Regions from separate parts of the Mus musculus genome. Here region 1 is linked to region 2. Evidence: chromatin contacts called from ENCODE Hi-C data. All regions are on one chromosome and are shown on one strand. The core of a region is the stretch at or near the end of the contact, and the rest is flanking DNA. Distances in the headings are between cores, read along the strand shown.

Evidence for each region. Hi-C counts contacts between places; a loop is a spot of excess contacts on that map.
Region 1: a map of T-helper 2 cell shows a loop between it and region 2 (5-fold over the local background). The contact joins the promoter of Sertad1 here to the promoter of Erf in region 2. A Hi-C loop is called at or near these places in 1 of 37 maps with a recorded cell type or tissue (T-helper 2 cell).

What each region holds. Positions count from the first base shown.
Region 1 is chr7:27,485,337-27,491,896 of GRCm38, reverse strand. It overlaps Sertad1 (SERTA domain containing 1), which reads right to left and starts at 4,944. Exons shown (of 2, transcript NM_018820.4): 1 at 4,819-4,944; 2 at 1,583-2,644. The coding sequence starts at 2,641. The coding sequence ends at 1,931. Gm38972 (a long non-coding RNA gene) reads left to right here and starts at 4,937. Exons shown (of 5, transcript XR_881906.2): 1 at 4,937-5,172.
Region 2 is chr7:25,249,439-25,256,108 of GRCm38, reverse strand. Erf (Ets2 repressor factor) reads left to right here and starts at 5,351. Exons shown (of 4, transcript NM_010155.3): 1 at 5,351-5,530. The coding sequence starts at 5,509.

The DNA of each region.
Region 1 (6,560 bases), core at 3,695-6,194, 2.2 Mb before region 2:
TATTTCAGTATTTAGGGACACCTACTGTGTACCTGACCCTGTGTGAAAGGTACATCTCAGCTGGAGGCTGAGGCAGGTGGACTGACATGAGTTCAAGGTCTGTCTAGACTCCATTATGGACACCCTGTTCAAAAAGCAAACAGCCACCTGTGGTGGCACACAGCTTTAATGCCAGCATTCTGGAGACAGAGACAGGTAAAGCACTATGAATTCAAGGTCATCCTTAGAGAGTTTCAGGACAATCAGAAATACCAAAAACAAAACAAAACAAAACAAAACACCAACCAACCCCTCCAAAAAAAAAAACCCAACCAACCAAATAAACAAACAAAAAACAACCACCCAAACAAACAACCCAACAACAACAACAAAGCATAATTAATACCTGGGCTAGTGGGGCACAAAGCAGTAACAAGGCCAGCCTGGGCTACATAATAAATTCAAGGCCAGCCTGCTGGTGTATGTAGTGAAAGCATGTCTCAAAAACCACAGTTGCACATGCCTGTAATTCCAGCTTGTAAGGAAGTAAAGGCAGAAGGATCAGGAGTTCAAAGCCAGCCTCCACTACAGAGTGAGCTAGAGGCCAGCCTAGGATACAGAAGACTCCTCTAAAAAAATAAAAAGCGAGAGAGGCCCCCACACCAGACTGATCACGGTTACATCGTAGTTCCCTAACCAGTCACAAGGGGGGGCCGCAGAGCTCAGCCCGGGCTCCTTAGGTCTCAGCCTCAGCTAGGGGCCGTCGATGTCCTATGGTCTAGGCACAGGAGTCTCCAGGAGGGTTTGGGTTCAGGAGTCTGGAGGGTCCTTAACTTGGCACCAGCTAGCCTGAAGCCATGTCCATCTGTTTCTCTCGGTGGCCCGCCTCAGTCACTTCCAGAAATGGGCACAGCTTCCTCTGTTCCTCCAGGAAACCAAGCTCCGCCTACCCCTTCCAGGCCCCTGGGGCTGCGTGCAGCTCCCGCCTCTCCAGCCCCACCCCGTCCGCAGTCTTGGAGCTTCCGGCCCCTGGGGAGGCCCAGGAGTGGCCCTCTCGTGTCACAGTCCCCAGATTCTGGACCCATCCTGCCCTTTGGGTGGCAGTCATTCCCCCCCCCCCCCAACCCCGCCCCAGCTCCTCCCTCCCTGCCCTCCCCACCATCCTTCCGCTCTCGGGGCCCTGCCCTGCCCTGCCCCCACGGCCGCCAGGAAGGACGCAGCCTGGGTCCCGTGCCAGGGCTGTGAGTGTGCGGCCCCTCCCAGCCAGGCCAGGAATGCAGCTGGACCGCGGGGGCGGCCGCAGACACCCGGCTCCGGCCAGGCCCAATGCTCCGCTCAGGCAGGCAGGTGGCCCCGGCTTGCCCGGACCTGGATAGCTTCTAGATGGAAAGCCAGCTGCCTGCCCCTGAAGGTCCTGCCTTCTCTCCACTAAACTTAGTGGTTTTATTTTGAGAGACCTCCTGAAAGCTCCCACCCTTTGCTCAAAGATATCTCATACCGGGAGTGCAATTTATTCCACTATAACCGTGGGAGTGTCACGGGATTACAAGTTTGATGTTATTTTATCCTTGATCGGCACAGATGCAAAGAAGCACACACACTTGGTATTTCCCAAAGCTGGTTTTAATTTCAAAAAATTATGAGGTCTCTTCCCACACTGGGGATAATGGGATGGGATAGCCCAAACTATTATCCCAGTTCAACCCCAGCCTGGCCCAAACACCATTACTGTCACTGGGCCCTGTCATTTCACCACTCGGGGCTCATTTCCAACTCCTTCACTGGTCAAGACAGGTGGATGGATGTGAAGTTCCCAGGACTCAGTACAGTCTCTCCAAAGTGACCCTGGCTCTCCTCTGTGAGGGGACGCCACCTGTGTCGTGTCAAAGTGGGTTGGTGTCACCACCAGGCTCAACTCAGATCCAAGTCAATTCTCCCTGGGTCCTAAGGGTCAGCGCCCAGGCCCTGGTGGCCTTTCCAGTGCCTGTGTGCCTACTAGTACATCCATGAGGTAGTCCAACTCCGCCTCATCCAACTCTGGAGGCTCCTCCTTGGCTGGGCCATTCTCAGGGCCGGGCTTGAGACCCTCAGAGGCTGGTAACCAAAGTTCACTGTCGTACATGGAGGTATCGATGTCCTCAAACAGGCCCTCCAGTCCATCGTCCAGCAGACAGCCAGTGGCTGGGCCTAGCAAGTCCAAGGCACCCAGGTTGGGTGAGATCCCCCCGATGGAGCGGCCTGGAGGCCCCTCATCTGCTTGGGGTTGGGGGGCCTGGTTCAGGTCCTCAATGTGGTTGAGATCTTCCAGGAGGCTGGCCATGGAGGCTGAGAGGCCAGCATCTGAGCTAGCCAGAAGGCTGTCTGCCACAGAAGGGGCTGGGGGCTGGATGGGCTCAGGCGGCAGGACAGGTGCGGGTTCCATGGACGCCTGGATGCGCCTCAGTGTGTTCACCACAAGCACCAGGTGCCGGAGGTCCGGCTCGCTCTGCCGCAGGCTGTGGTGGAGCTTGACCACTGAGAGGTCAAAGAGGGAGCTAGAAGCCACCGTCGGCGGGGTCTGCGCCACTGCCGGGTGGCTCGGATCCAACCAGCACGAGTCCACGGAGAGGGCTTCCATCGTCTCCTCCTCCTCCCGCTTGCGCTTCAGACCTTTGCTCAGCATCCTCTGCAGGGAGGAAGGAGCCATTCAGTTATGGGAAGCCAATACTCAGTTCACACCCAGCTCTGACAACTGCTGTCTGTGGGATCCTGACCAGTCGATTAACCTCCAGGTCTAGGTTTTCTAAGCAAATTCTTATTTGTTTCTAACGGGACAGGGTCCCGTGTAACTCAGGCTGACCTGCCCCCAAACGTGCTATGTAGGCAGCTTCTGCTCTTCCCTTCTTCCCCTTCCCAGCGCTGGGATTACAGGTGTGTGCCACCATACTTGGTGTATTTGATGCTGGGGATGGAACTTCCTGGGCCTCCTGCATGTAAGGCAAACATTCTACCAACTGAGTTATATTCTCAGCGTCCTCAGTGAGCTTCTGAGATACAGACAGCATTCTGTTATAAGTTGCTACTACAGATTAGATTAAAGGAACAAAAAGCCCTTGCAACATGGTCATTAGTACTTGAAATTTTACTTTTATTTTACATTTTTGTGTTTGTGTGTGTGCGCGCATGAGCGTGCAGATGTCCAAAGAAGCCAGCTGCTGGAATCCCTGGAGCTGATTTTAAAGTAACTGTACGCCATCAGATGTGAGTACTGGGAACTGAAATCAGGTCCTTTGTAGGAACAGCAAGCTCTAAAACCACATCACTAGTTCTTATTTATAAGCACTCTTTGGTTTTGCTCTTTTGAGACAGGGCCCCACACTGTAGTCCGGGCTGACCAGCCATTCCAGGCAATCCTCCTGTCTCAGTCTCCCAAGGGGTTAGGATTACAGGTGTGTTCCATTCCTTGATTACAAATACAGCCATCTTACACAGTTCAATACAGAGTATCTGCTATGCATGGAACTCTATGGTCAAATGTACAGAAAGTGGTAGGAAGATGCCATCCTGGGAGGTAGTCAAGGCAGGTTTTTCTAAGAAAGATAAGTACATTGAAGCTGAGTCCTGCTGTTTGCACTGTAGGCTATGGAGAAGCAGGGCCAGGCTTTCCTGAAAGAGCCAAAGGAAGACAGAGAGAGGTAAACCTGAACTGGGGAGTTTAAAAAAAAAAAAAAAAAGAAGGCCACCACACACTAGGAGCAGGCGCAGAGAGTGTGACACAGTAGGAGTCCCGGTGGGGGTGGGGAGCAAGCAGGAGGAGGCGCGGGCAGGAATAGGAGGCTTGGATTTTCAGAGTGTCAGGACAGAGTCATGGAGGGTAGGGTCTAGGCAGGAAGATGAATGGTGACGTTAGTTGGCAAGGTCTCTAGAGGATCCCCGGTAGCTGCTGCCTGGGGAAAGATCGGTGGCGGGGCAGCATCATGTGTGTGTGTGTGTGTGTGTGTGTGTGTGTGTGTGTGTGTGTGTGTAGGTTTGGAGATAGAAGTGGGCCTGAACTGCCTGCCTTCCGACTGCTGTACTCACTGGGATGCTGGCCGCTTGGGTTTAAAGCCTAAGCTGTTAGTAGTCACTCAAGGAAGTAAGGGTCCCGAACTTATTGAGGAAAGAGAGAGACAAGGGAAACCCTGAAGGGCCGCGGGAGTAAGTCATTGACAGAAGTTTGAAAATCGGTACTTTCTTCCAAGAGGACTAGAGTTTGAAGCCCCTAGCCTAATCTAACGGGGGCATAAAGGCCGCAGGGTCTCAGTCCCGGGGACGCTGCCTAGACCTAGCAAGACACTAAAAATCCAGTCTTTGCCCTTTTCGCTGAAGACCCGGGAGCCGGGAACCGCAGGAATTCAGCCCCCACCCCGACTCCGCCCCCCCGAGTCCCGGCGCCCCCTAGCGGTACTCCAACCTGGGCTCCCCCGGGGACTCCGGCCCCAGTGACCCCGGGATCCTTTAGATTCCCCAGGGTACCGCCTGTCCCTCCCGGGCCACAGCGAGCCGCGACCCCCGCGGGCCGCTCAGTGAGCCCGGCCTTCCCTCGCTTCCGGAAGGCAGCGGAGGCGGCTCCTCCCGGAGCGGCGGCGGCGGGGGCGGGTGAGTCACGCAGCCGGAGCCAGGGAGCCGGCGCCTCCGCCCCCTTCTCGGGCTCCGACGTGATTCACCCAGCCCGGCCCGGGCGGGCGACACATACAGGCCCTGGGCGCTCGATCCCGGTCAGCCCCGGCCACCATCTACCTAGCTGAGGTATCGAACACCCTAAAGAACCCGGCCCCCCGTACCCCCGTCTTTCCCCACCAGGCCCCTTCATTTACATACACAGATCACTCGCGGCCAATCAGAACGAAGAGGGAGCCACACGCAGCCAATCAGGAAGCGGCTGCCGTAGCATCGCTAGCTTGTTCTGCTCCAGCAACCGACACCTGGGACGGTAGGCGCAGTTCTGACTCCGGCGCACGACTCCAGACACTCGACTATCCCTAGTTCCCGCCCACTCGCGTGGCAGCCCCGCCCTGCAGCTCAGGGATCGGCTCTCGTTGGTGGTGGTGGGCGGAGCCTGAGCGGGGCCGTTCCAGAAGGAGGGGGGAGGTTGTCCCTAAAGCGCATGCCCAGGAGGACTGCCTGAGCGAAGGGACAGCTCTGGTAGCGATTTCCCTTGTGGGGCGATGACAGGTAGGGGTTTTGTACTTTAAAAAGTACAGGCCTGTCACTTCATGTGTTATTTTAGAAAACTGTATGACTTCTGGAAGAGGACCTACTTCTTGAGAGTTACAAAATTAACAGTTTTCTCAGTAGGGCTTAGGATACTGGACTCAATACAGTGAGACAACTGGATTCTACTATGATTAAAGACGGGAGTAAGGGGGGGACGGAACGACACCAGAGTCACGTCCTGGGCATCAGTTCCGGAGGAGCTGTGTGACTTTGGGCAGCAGTTTAAGTCCCTGAAAATAATTTCCTGCGGGGCGTGGTTGTTCACACCCATAACCCCAGTATGGGAAAACTAAAGTATGGGGGATTGCTTTGAGTTTGCAGCCGGACTACTTAGTGGATTTGAATCCAGCCTGGACCTCAGAGTGAGATCCTGTCTTAAAACAAAACAAAACAAAACAAAACAAACTAGCAAAAAAAACCGACGAACTTTTTTTTTTTTTTTTTTTTTTTTTTGCGACAGTTTCACTAACTTGCCCAAGTTAGCCTGGGAAACAGAGCAACCAACCCTCCTCAGCCTGTCAGTGACTGGAACCAGAGACTTATGCCACACCTAATATTCTTTTTTTTTTTTTTTTTGGTTGTTTGGTTAGTTGGGTTTTAGTTTAGTTTTTGTGTATGTTTTTGTTTGTCTCTTTGTCTTGGTTTTGGGTTTTCGTTTATTTTGAGACAGGGTTTTTCTGGGCAACAGCCATGATTGTCCTGTAACTCAATCTATAGACCAGGCGGCCTCTAACTCAGAGATTCACTAACCTCTGCCTCCTGAGAGCTGGGGTTAAAGGCCTGCGCTCCACACCTGGCCTTCAGCTATTCTTAAAATATGTTTGGAAAGGTACAGTTTAGTGAAAGAGTGCTTGCCTCACATTTCAGCATGTTAAACACCTGCACTTGGTTACAGCACTGAAAAATAAAATAAAGTAAAATAGCCTGATGATTTACTAAGAGTAGAACATTAAGGGCTGGAGAGGTGGCTCAGTGGCTAAGAGTACTTGTTGCTCTTGCAGAGGACCAGGCTCGGCTCCTGGTTCAGGTTCAGTTCAGCACCCACATGGCAGCTCATGACTGCCTATAACTGTAGTTTTAGAAGATCCAACACCCTATTCTGACTTTCTCAGTCACTCGATACACGTACTACATAAACAGCCAAACAAGCACAAACACAAATCCAAACAGTAGAATGCTGGGCTGAGGAGGTGGCTCAGTGGGTAAAGACACTGGTGCTGCTAAGTGACAAGCTGAGTTCTGTCTCCAGGGCTACAGAGAAACCATGTGTGGAGAAACAAACAAACAAACAGTCAATCAACAAAGAGCTAGTCTGTGAAGCTGGAGAGGTGGTTAAACTGTTAAGA
Region 2 (6,670 bases), core at 4,102-6,601:
TGAATCTAGTGGCTCATGCAGTGTTTGAGTAATGTATTACCTTGGAACCATTGAACTTGGTAGTGTCTATCTTGCCCTGGATGGATACTTCCAGGCCAGTGTAGGCTACATGCAGAGTTCATGTACAGAGTTCCTGCTTTTGGTCTTGTTTGTTGTTTTTCTTTTAAAGATGTATTTATTTATGTATGGGAGTGTTATTTTCATGATGCCTGCATGACAGAAGAGGGCATCCGATCCCATTACAGATGGTTGTGAGCCACCCAGTGGTTGCTGGGAATTGAACTCTCGACTTCTGGAGTCAGTCAGTGCTTTTATCCGCTGAGCCAGCTCTCCAGCCCCGTTTTTTTTTTTTTTTTTTTTTTAAATCTGTTAAGACAGGGTTTCTCCGTGTGGCCTTGGCCAGAATTAGCTCTGTAGATCAGGCTGGCCTCGAATTTACAGAGATCTGCCTGCCTCTGCCTCCAGAGTGCTAGGATTAAAGGCCAGACCTGTGCTCCCTCTGCTGCCACCAACACGTGTGTTTTTTGTTTGTTTGCCTGATTTGATCTATGTTTACAGAGTCCCAGTTGTATCCTAAGCTGTCTTGAAGTCACTGTATAGACATCTGTGGTAGTTTTCCTGCCTCGGCGGCTTCTCAGCTGTTAAGCTTCACCTGTGTGAACCACCCTGCCCAGCTAGCTCTTGGCTATGCCCTGACAATAAGAGGATGTTATCTGTGTTGGGATGGTCATGGAACAAAGTGTGCCAAGCCCATGAGAGGTCCAGGGTACCAGTGAAGCATCTGAGGACCCTTTGGCTCACCAGCACTCAATGGCCTCCTGGCAAGAGATGGCCATTGACCACTACCAAATTTGATTATAAATTTGACTATGTCGGTGTCTCTCCACTTTACTACCTTTTAGGCTGAGACTCAACCACATGGCAGTCACATGAGTTGGAGAAAGAAGTTACAATAAGATCTATAAATAAATTACCGCAGAAGACAAAAAGCCTAACAAAATTGTCAGCCTCCGGCTCCATTCTCTTTGCTAGGCGGTGGCAGCACATGCCCTTAATCCCAGCCACTCAGAAGGGAGAGACAGACAGCTCTCTCTCTCTCCTTGTCTACAGAGCAATCTCCAGGACAGCCAGGCTACACAAGGAAACTCTGCATACTCCACAGGTATTGTATATATGTATGCCCGAATCGGTGGCAATGTATGTAGATGTCAGAAGTTAACTTTTAGCAGCTGACATTTTTTCCTTCCACTATGTGGGTCCCAGGATAAAACTCAGGTTGTCAGGCTTAGTGGCAAGCAAGTATCTTCATCCACCGAGCCATCTCACCAGCCACTTGAGTATTTACTTTTGGGAGAAGGTCTCCTGCAATTCAGGCTGGACTTGAAAGAATTCCGCTTGCTTTGTAGGAGAGGCTAGCCCTAAACTCCAGCTTTCAGCCTTCCAAGAACTCAGATTACATCTGCAGTTTTTGTCTGTATGCATAGATGTGACTACAAGATCGGCTGGGTTGGTCTCAAATCACTTATCTACCTAAAGATGACCTTGATCTTCCAATCCTCCAGCCTTCACTTCCCATGTGCAGGAATTGCACGTGGATGCATTTCCTGTTTCCCTTGGGTCAGGACTTCTTGCATGAGAGGTAAGCACTAGAGTATCTGAGCTACATCTTTAGCATGGCCTGGACCCCTTTTACTCCAGCAGTACTTTTTGAAGCTGGAGAGATGGCTTGAGGGTTCAGAGCAAAGGCTGCTCTTCCAGAGGACTCAGGTTTAATTCCCAGCAACCACAGGGCAGCGTTCAACTCTCAACCATCCTTGACTGGATTTAGGTTTAGGGTATCTGACACCCTCTTCTGATCTTTTGGGCACCAGGCCACATGTGATACGCAGACATTCATGCAGTCAACATACACAGTACATAGAAAATAATAGTAATAATAATAATAATAATAGTTATTTTTAAAAGGACTTAACTTAGTGCATTGCAAGAGTGCAACAATGGGCATGGTGGTTAATCAATACCCACCTTTTTGTTTGATTGAGACAGGGTCTTGCTATATATTCCAAAGTGGCTTTAAACTTAGGATACTCTGTCTCAGCCACCCAGACACCAGGGTTTCCAGGATACATCATCAATTTCACAGAGCCAGTGACATCTGTTTCTGTGTGTCTGTAAGGCATAGGGTGCTCACATCAATGAGGTCGATGGTCACTCTGCATATATATATATATATATATATATATATATATATATATATATATATATATATATATTTGCATGTATATAAAGCATGTATATACATGTTTTTATTCTTTATATTTATTACCACTATAAATTAAATTTTATTTGTATATTTATTTTGTTATTTTAAAAAATATTTTGAGCTGGGCAGTGGTGGAGAACACCTTTAATCCCAGCACTCTTGAGGTACAGGCAGGTAGATCTCTGATTTTGAGACTAGCTTGGTCTACACAGTGAGTACTAAGATAGCCAAGGCTATACAGAGTAACCCTGTCTCAGATAAATAAATAAATAAATAAATAAATAAATAGATAATAAATAAAATATTTAGCTGCCTTTAATGTCAGCCGTACTCAGGAGGCAGAGGCAGCCAGATTGTTGTGAGTTTGAAGTCAGTTTGTTCTACATAGTGAGTTCTAGACCAGCTAGAAGAATAAATCAAGAAGACAAGATTTAAAAAAAAAATACCCAATTAAAAAAAAATGTGCCAGGCGGTGGTGGCGCACGCCTTTGATCCCAGCACTTGGGAGGCAGAGGCAGGTGGATTTGTGAGTTCGAGGCCAGGCTGGTCTACAAAATGAGTTCCAGGACAGCCAGGACTATATATAGAAACCCTGTCTTGAAAAAAAGAAAAAAGAAAGAAAAGAAAAAAAAATGTGTATGCGTGTGTGTGTGTGTGTGTGTGTGTGTGTGTGTGAATGTGAATGTCAGCTGAAGATAGGTGAGTGTATTGGATTTGGCAAGAGTGGGAGGTACAGGTAGTTGTGAGCTGCCTAAAATACTGTCTTATGAACTGACTAGGGTTGTCTGCAAGAGGTGCTCTTAACTGCTGAGCCACCTCTCTACCCTCCCTATTTTGGTTTCTTGAGACAGTGATTCATGTTTTAGCACAGGCTAGCCTTGAACTCTCATGTAGCCCAGGCTGGCTCTAAAATGGACCGGTCCTCTGGTTTCAGCATGAGAGCTGAGATTACAGGAGTGAGCTAGTGTGCATAGCTTTATTTAATTAATTATTGGTGCTGGCAGTGTAACAGGGACTCCCAAGCATGCCAAAGATACTGAGCTATTACCCCATCCCAATTATTACTGTACATTTATTTAGTTAGTTTTGTTTTTGTTTTTGGAGACAGGGTTCCTCTGTGTAGCCCCGGCTGTCCTGGAACTCACTCTGTAGACCAGGCTGGCCTCGAACTCAGAAATTCGCCTGCCTCTGTCTCCCAAGTGCTAGGATTAAAGGCGTGCGCCACCATCACCTGGCTATTACTGTACATTTATACCACAACCCAGTTTTTAATAATAATCTTTTATCTTTCAGGGCCTAAAAAATAGCCCCATTTTTACAGACGAGGCTTAAAGAGGTGATTTCCGTTGTTTTAGGTAAGAGAGTGGGTAGGAGAAGTAGGGTTGCCACTCAAGTCTGTTTTTGTTGTCAGGAAATGGGGACATGGGGTGTGTTACGGATCTATTTTAAACAGTGAAGTACAATGGCAAAACTGGAATTGTACAGATCAGGCCTTGAATACTGATCCCAGCACTTCCTTGCTATAGGACTTTGGCAGATTAATTTCCCCTGTAAGAAAGAGCCTTTGGTTCTTAATCTGTGGTAGGGGTTACAATAGCAGGCCCCTCATTGGGATTTTATGAGTATGAAGATGTTACAGACAATGCTTGGCTCCCAGCCTGGCACATCGTGAGCACTAAGAATTGAGAGCTGTTATTGTAACAATGATGATTATTGCTGGACCACGCTGCTCCCAGAGGGTTACAATATCCGTGGGGAGCTGCACTGTCCGTAGGCAAGGTTACATAATTCCCAAAGGGGTGACACTTCCCTGGAGGCCATGGTCTCCCTAAGGAGGAGGCATGAGACTTCTCTCTAGCACCCGTGAGCTGGTTTAAAGGCTGAATAGGAACCCAACAACGGAGAAGTTTGGGTTTGAAGCCTTAAGCACCTATAGCCTGAGCCAGATAGGCCTTCCCTCTTGCTTGCCGCATCTCACGGCTCTGATTCATCATCTTTTCAGTCTCCTAGTCCCCTATCTCTTCCTTTGGTAACTCCGGTTGGTTTATTTTTCATTATTTCCCTGAGACTGTTTAGGTTTAGTTTATGAGAATATAGCTCTGCTTCCCCTCTACCCAGTAGCAGGCTGCCTACCTGCATCCGATCGGTACCCCGATTTCCTGTTTCCCGAGCCTCAGGCTCCATCCATTCCTCCTATCTGCTGCAGCGAACACAGACTTAACACTTCCCCTACGCTCGGGCCTTTGGTCTTAAGCCCTGTCTTCCTCTCTCCTGGCGACCCCCAATGCTCCTCCGGAGCACATTTGTTCAGACTTGGGTCGCCCCCAGCATCCTGGCACTATCTCCGGAACCCCCTGCTCCAGTGTGGAGGTGGGGGTACCTCCGGCCGCGTTCCCAGGACAGCTGCAGCCTAAGGGACAGTGGTGATTGTGGGGGCTCCCGAATGCATTCTGGTCACTTCCTCCCCAGCTGGACTGGGTCTATCAGGAAGGCCAAGACCCCATCTCCACAGGAGTCGAGGGTACAGCCGCCTCCCCATTTCCGATGCTGGGAAATGTTTCCCACCCATTCCACCCCACCCCTGGACAGCTGCCCTCTTTCAGGCTCGGGGTTGAGGGGGTTGGGTAAACTCAGGCTGGGAAATGGCTGTGCTCTTGATCATCCTCCAAGATCCAGACTCCGCCCCCCTGCGGAGAAGACTCTGCCCCTTCCCCACAAAAATTTCTGATCGTCCCCCTTCATATAATTCCTTTCCTCCAAAAAGGTCCCAAAAGAAACTCTGGAGCCAGGAAAGGGCAGAAGAGAGGCAGCAGGTACTGAGTGCTGAAGACTTAAGTTCTTCTGACTTAGAGCCTCCAAGAAGGGTCGTGACCCCCAGGACCTCCCCAGCCCCTCCCTGCCCTTCCTCCCCCCCCCCCCCCCCCCGCCGCGCGGCCCCTTTAAGCCAAGAGCCGGCCGGTCCTCAGTGGCTGCGCGCCGGCAAGCGTGTGTGAGTGCGCGGGAGGGGGCGGGCACAGTGTCTCCATGGCGACGCGGCGGTGACGTCGCCGGCCGGGGGGCGTGGGCGTCCCGGCCCCGGAGTGCGATATTAACCCGGGAGGCGGCGGCGGGGAGGGGAGAGGCTCTGAGAGGCGAGGCCGGGTGCGGCGGCGAGGGCGTCCCAACGGGCGCGGGACGGGACGGGGCAACGCGGGCGCCAGGAGCAGCGGCCCGGAGTTGGGGCGCCTTGCCCCGGGCCCCCCAGCATGAAGACCCCGGCGGACACAGGTGGGGGCGGGGGCAGCACGTGTGGGGGAGACTTGTTGCCCCGGGAAACCGGGAGGGAAAACTTTGGGTGGGGGCTGAAGGGGTTCTGGGGAGCCCGATTGATACCCAGTTCTTGGGGACCCCCAAGCACTCGAGACCTGTTGCTTCTAGAGGCGCGAGCTGGGGTGCTGCCTGGGAGCCCCAATTCTGTGGATCCTTTCGGAATGGTATGGGTGCTGCGGGTGCTGGGCTTTCCCTTCCCGGACTCGGCAACCTGGGTTCTCCCGGGATCACTGGGGTGGCAGAGTCCCCTCCCTGTCGTTCTGTCACGTTGCACTCCGGGGGCCGGGACGTGTGCGGTGCGAGGTGGGGGTTCTGTACAGGGACCCGCTATGCTCGGTTCTGCGCTGCGCGGTCCGGCCCGTGACCTTCACGGCAGCGCGTGCCCAGCACCCGGTGAGCGGGATACGGGATGGCCTGGAGCTGGGCGTGAGAGGGGAACACGGGACTCGGGGTCCGGGCTGCACCGCCCCTCCCCCGTCCGTCTCCTCGCTCCCCCGCCCGGACTGAGTCGCAAAGTTCCAAAGCGCAGCCCGAACGTTCGAAAAAGGAACTTTTTGTTTCCGACCTTAGAACGCGCGGCTTTAAGGTGGCTCAGGGGAGACTTGGGTACCCTCCTCCGGCGCGGGCGGAGGCTGGGAGTTGAGGAGGGTGGGAAAGATGGGGGGGGGGGGGGGAATGCAGAGGCTCTCCCTTCGTCCTTCCCCCTCCCCGATCCTGCGCTTCTTTCAGCGGGCCGTCTTTTCCCTCCGCCCCTCTCTTCCCCGCCAAGTTGCTCCTCCTTAAGGGGCCAGGATTCCCCTCCCCCCCCATCGCCGGGCGGGGGGCAGCAGGATTAACCCCCCCTCCCACTCGGACTTTCCCCCTTCCCCTCCCCCGCCGCCCCCGGGCTCGCACAGGCTGGACTTTGCGCCCGGGCGCGCGGGGGGAGGGGGCCTCGCCGCCCCCTGCCCGTCTGCCCCGTCGGAATCCGGCCCGGGGCGGGGACGAGGGGAGGGGGAAGGGGGCCGGGCGCCGCTGTTCAAACTTGTTTCCTTCCCCCGGCGGCGGCCGCGGCTCCGGCTCCTATGTGCGGGTGTGTGCCCCGACCGGCCCACCCAC